Linked DNA regions of Homo sapiens: region 1 is linked to region 2. A link is a contact called in ENCODE Hi-C or POLR2A ChIA-PET data. All regions are on one chromosome and are shown on one strand. The core of a region is the stretch at or near the end of the contact, and the rest is flanking DNA. Distances in the headings are between cores, read along the strand shown. Region 1 overlaps MXRA7 (matrix remodeling associated 7). Region 2 has its middle 7.5 kb from the start of LINC02080.

Region 1 (2,844 bases), core at 118-2,617, 95 kb before region 2:
TCCTTCCGCTTTGGCACAATCAAATTTGCAGCTATGTTTTCAGGAGTGTGCACGGTGGGGGCCTGGAGGAAAGGGAGCTCAGCTGTGTCTGCAGGGAGCAAAGAAGGCCTCAGAGTGGATGAGAAAGCCACGCTGGGTCCGAGATGGGCTTGCCAGGCAGATGTAGAGAGAAGGGCATCTGGGCAGAGTGCACAGCCCATGTAAAGGCATGGAGGCACGGAACACCTCGGCTCTTCCAGTGGCTCTACAGACTTGGGTATGATTGCAGGGTGGGTGTGACACAGTCAGAAATAGTGTGCAGAGGCTGGGTGTTGTGGCTTATGCCTGTAATCCCAGCACTTTGGGAGGTTAAGGCAGGTGGATCATTTGAGGCCAGGAGTTCAAGACCAGCTTGGCCAACACGGTGAGACCCCCTCTCTACTAAAAAAATACAAAAATTAGCTAGGTGTGGTGGCGGGTGCCTGTAATCCCAGCTACTTGGGAGGCTGAGGGAGGAGAATCTCTTGAACCCAGGAGGCGGAGGTTGCAGTAAGCCGAGATCGCACCACTGCACTCCAGCCTGGGTGACAGAGCGTGACTCTATCTCAAAAAGAAAAAAAGAAAGAAAGAAACAGTGTGCAGAAATGCAGGGTCTGCAACCACAGAGATCATATACAGGACACTAAAGCGTTTGGTTTCATTCCTCAGGAAGTGAGAAGCCACCTGAAACTTTCAAACAGGGATAAACAAGGCTGGGCGCGGTGGCTCACACCTGTAATGCCAGTACTTTGGGAGGCCATGGTGGGAGGGCTGCTTGATGCCAGGGGTTTGAGACCAACCTGGGCAATGAAGTGAGACCCCCATCTCTATAAAAAATTAACAAATTAGCCGGGGGTGGTGGCATGTGCTTGTAGCCCCAGATACTTCGGAGGCTGAGGTGGGAGGATCGCTTGAGTCCAGGAGTTTGAGGCTGCAGTGAGCTATGATGATGTTACTGTACTCCAACTGAGTGACAGTGGGAGACCCTGCCTCTAAAAAAATAAATAAAAATAAAAAATAAACAGGTGTCAATACAAATTTTTTAAACGAAAAAAATAAACACGGACAAACAGAGTGAGAGCTGCACTTGGGAGGCTGAGGTGGGAGGATTGCAATGGGGCAAGAGAAGAGGCAGGAGGAACTATGAGAAGAGGGTACAGAGCTCAGGGGAGAGATGATAAAGGCCCAAACTGCGATGCTAAAGGCACCTGGCCTTCAGCTCAGCGTTGAATGAATCCGTGAAGGTGCGGCCAGCCAAAGGCAATCTCTCCAGGGTCTCATGGTCTGAGTCCTCCCCACCATCAGGCAGCTGTGCCATGGTGGGTGCGACCAGGATCATTTCCTGGAGGCGGCACGAACCCAACAGAGTACGCAGCTGATTCTTCCTGAGGTCTCAAAGGAAACGGAACAGAGCAGCTGCTCGAGCGCTGACTCAAACCTCACCCAAGGCCATCATCACCGCGGAGTTCCTGTCCATGCCCTTGGTCCCAGGAGTGTTCAGGCTACTCGGCTCATGGGCTGAACTGTGTTCCACGCCCCAATTCATATGCTGAAGCCTTGGCCCCAACTACCTCTCAGCCTGACTCTATTTGGAAACAGGGCCTTTAAAGAGGTGATTAAGTTAAAATGAAGCCATTAGGGTGGGCCCTAACCCAAGGACTGCTGTCCTTATAAGAGGAAACTCGGACACACACAGAGACATGAGAGTTGTGAGTGCACAGAGGAAAGACCATGTGAGGAGGCGGAGAAGGCGGCCAACTGCAAGCCAGCGAGACAGGGCTTAGGAGGACCCGAACCTGCGGACACCCTGAACTTGGCCCTCCAGTCTGCAGAACTCTGGGAAAAGAAACGTCTGTTGCTGAAGGTGCCCGGTCTGTGGTGTTTTGTTATAGCAGCCCTGGCAAATGAATACATCATGTTTCTGATGAAAGTCAATCAATTTCATGGAAACAGTGAATTGAGACAGGCAGCTGGCGTCACCCTGGCTGGTCCCCAGGGCAGGCTGGGCTGAGCCCAAGCTCCATCACTTCACTGATCAGAGTCTCAGCATTTTATGACTGAATAGAGACCACATTTTAATGTCATGTTCTGGGATAATTTTCTAATTCAGCTTTTCCCTCCAATGGAGGAGGTGGAGGCGGGAGGGGGAAGGCAAACGGGACGTGCCTCCTGACAGCCTCCCCAGTGCTAGGAGCCTAGGACCAGGGTGCCCCGGAGGCCAAGCTGAGGGGCCCGGCCAGGCTGCAGTAGCTGGGAGACACAGTGAACCAAGCTCACGCCCTGCAGGCTGCACGCTGCCATTTATGGCTGCCCTGGCTGATTCAAGCTAATTCAAGCGTGATGCAAAGTGCTGAAGTCGGGAGAGGGAGAGAGGGGAGGGGAGAGAAGAGAGGGATAGATAAGGCGGGGGGAGGGGAGAGAGAGAGAACACTAACAGAGGGAGAGAGAGTGATAGAGACAGATTTCTGCCTGCGTGTCTGCTGCCCAAGGAGATGGTTCTGCTGTGGGGCAGTGCAAAGAAGGTCTCTTGTGGCCCTGTGGCCACCAGAGCTGCCGCATGCTGTGACTGCACCAATCCCACTGGCTAATCCAGAATGACTTTAGAGGACAGCGGCTCCAGGAGGCAGGCCGTTCCTAACTCCCAAGGGGACACCTGTCCCTCCCCTGCCTGCAGCAGGCAAGGATGGAGATAACAGGAAGGCGACAAGGGGCCTGCCCAGGCCCCCCAACCCCAGAATGGGCCGGGCCCAGGGCTGCCTCCACAGTGCCTGACAATGCTCTCACTCCTTCCAGAAGGACTCCATTAGCCAATCAGCTGCTCATCTT
Region 2 (2,700 bases), core at 141-2,640:
ATCCTCCTGGCTCAGCCTCTTGACGCATGAGCCACCACGCCCAGCTAATTTTTGTATTTTTAGTAGAGACAGGGTTTCACCATGTTGGCCAGTCTGGTCTCAAATTCCTGACCTCAGGCATGAGCCACCATGCTCGGCCTCGGCCTCATATTTCTTTCTTTCTTTTTTTTTTTTGAGACACCATCTCACTCTGTTGCCCAGGCTGGAGGGCAGTGGCGTGATCACAACTTACTGCAACCTCTGCCTCCTGGGTTCAAGCAATTCTCGTGCCTCAGCCTCCCGAGTAGCTGGAATTACAGGTGCGCGCCACCATACCCACCACAGGTTTTGCCGTGTTGGCCAGGCTGGTCTTGAACTCCTGGGCTCAAGCAATCCACCTGCTTCAGCTTCCCAAAGTGCTGGGATTACAGGCGTGAGCCACCGTGCCCGGCCTAAAACTCATATTTCTTGATAAATATTGGAAACATATTCCCTAGAAATAGTCTAACTCGGCCGGGCGTGGTGGCTCACGCCTATAATCCTAGCACTTTGGGATCACGAGGTCAAGAGGTCGAAACCATCCTGGCCAAAATGGTGAAACCCCATCTCTACTAAAAATACAAAAATTAGCCGGGCGTGGTGGCACACACCTTGTAGTCCCAGCTCCTCGGGAGGCTGAGGCAGTAGAATTCCTTGAACCTAGGAGGTGGAGGTTGCAGTGAGCCAAGATCACACCACTGCACTCCAGCCTGGGCGACAGAGCCAGACTCCATCTCAAAAAAAAAAAAAAGAAATATTCTAACTTGACATTTTGTGTGTTTTGTGTGTTTTTTGGTCCTTGATCAACAATATACTAAATCTTAATACTAGGATGTATATTTGTGTGAAGGTAGAAGGTCAAACTTGACCTTCTTTTTAACTTTGTGTGCAAATAGTGTGAATGTGCCCTGGACACCTCCCTGCAGCATTGGGCTATGATTTACTGGTTTTCTGAGCTGCTATTAAATCTGGAAGTTTTGATGTTCTTATCAAGAGTAGTTCTGCCCTATTTCTGTGTGATAATTTAGAGAACAAGCAGATTGCAGCTTTAGAGAAGTCTAGTCCAGAGGAGGCTCCTTTGAGCATTTATTTTTGACTTCGTTTCAATTCACAGGTCCTCTTTCTTTTACTTCCTGAAAATGTTGTCAGATATTTCCAATTCTTCAGTCTTTTTTGTTTACATTCTAAGCCTGTTTAACTTTTTTTTTTAAATTGGTTTAGTTTTCTCAGTTTTATATCTTAGAAAGGGATCTTTTGGGATAATTGTCACTGAACCGAAAGCAATTTGATGACTCATATTGTAGACACTGTGAGAACATGTTGAGGAAAAAACAGATGTTTTCTTCTCTACTTCTTTGTGGTTGGCGCGCTGGGGAGGTAGCCTGCTGAATCCATGTGCCGTGGGGGAGCCGCACGGGGTGTCTGGGCTGGCTCTCCTCCCACAGGTGGCTGCCCCCCAAGCTGTACCCTATTCTGCAGGAAATGATTTGTTTGGCAGCCAGAGCTTGCTTTCCACTAAAGAACATTGCCTTGGCTCTGGCAAACCCTTTGACTTAGGAACCATTTTGGCCTGTCCCATTATTTTGCAGAATGAAGCGCTTTGGGTTTGCTATACAGCTGGTTTTGGTTTTTTGCTTGTTTTTTTTTTTTCTTTTTTCTTTGTGTTCCCCCCCGCCCCGAGAGATCAACTCTTTCATTTTATCCCTTTCTGGATCAGAAACCATTGAAACCAGTGAAAGAAGAATAGCCCAGTGCAGGGCACTCACGTCTATTCAACACTGAATCCTTAATATGCTAGATGAGCCCAGCACATTTCATACAGTGCCATGGTGCCCTCCACGGCCTGACCTTCCAAAGCGAATTTTCTCTGCTAGAGACATCACTAATATATATTGAGTGCTTACCTACATACCAGGCACCCTTTTTTTTTTTTGAGACAGAGTCTCACTATATTGCCCAGGCAGGAGTGCAGTGGCACTATCTTGGCTCACTGCAACCTCTGCCTCTAGGGTTCAAGCAATTCTCCTGCCTCAGCCTCTTGAGTAGCTGGGATTACAGGTCTGCATCACCACATCCAGCTAATTTTTGTATTTTTAGTAGAGAGGGGGTTTCACTATGTTGTCCAGGCTGGTCTCGAGCTCCTGACTTCAAGTGATCCACCCATCTCAGCCTCCCAAAGTGTTAGGATTACAGGCATGAGCCACTGCACCCGGTGTAGGCGTTCTTTTATTTTTCTTTTCTTTCTTTTTTTTTTTTCCGGGCTCTCTTTAAAGCATGTTACAAGTAATTATCAACTAGAAACCATTATCCCCATTTTATAGATGAGAAAACCAAGGCACAGAGAGATCAAGTAACATATCCAAGATGGCAGAGCAGGTAAGTGCAGATAAGGACCCGCCTAAATTTGTCCATGTCCTGATTGCTGGAACCTGTGAATATGTTAGTTCCATGGTAACGGGGAATTGAGGTTGCAGGTGCAATTAAGGCTGCTAATCAGCTCACCTTGAGATGGGGAGATTATCTGGAATTAGCTGAATGGGCCCAATATAATGTCAGGTCCTTAAAGTGGAAGATTATCAGGGAACCTGCCCCCAATAGTCATGTAGGTTCTTTTCTATTTTCCCTAAGCATCCGCCGGGTTGAGAAATAAAGGGACAGAGTACAAAAGAGAGAAATTTTAAA

The links. Hi-C counts contacts between places; a loop is a spot of excess contacts on that map. ChIA-PET counts read pairs that join two places held with the same protein, here RNA polymerase II (POLR2A). Pooled maps may share reads with other maps.
Region 1: a pooled map shows a loop between it and region 2 (2.2-fold over the local background). The contact joins two enhancer-like sites. A Hi-C loop is called at or near these places in 1 of 50 pooled maps. POLR2A ChIA-PET finds 5 or more read pairs at or near these places in 4 of 52 experiments (AG04450, BJ, H1 and 1 more).

What each region holds. Positions count from the first base shown.
Region 1 is chr17:76,695,509-76,698,352 of GRCh38, forward strand. All of the region lies in intron 1 of MXRA7 (matrix remodeling associated 7), which reads right to left. Among named protein-coding and RNA genes, the nearest start is that of MXRA7, 14 kb to the right of the region's middle. RefSeq lists enhancers at 1,645-2,198, 2,199-2,752, 2,753-2,844. Within about 2 kb of position 1,368, at least 17 of the 41 ENCODE cell types and tissues checked have a DNase peak (open chromatin) inside an H3K27ac peak, as active enhancers do.
Region 2 is chr17:76,790,186-76,792,885 of GRCh38, forward strand. It overlaps a transcript of MFSD11 not described here. Among named protein-coding and RNA genes, the nearest start is that of LINC02080, 7.5 kb to the right of the region's middle. Within about 2 kb of position 1,391, at least 12 of the 41 ENCODE cell types and tissues checked have a DNase peak (open chromatin) inside an H3K27ac peak, as active enhancers do.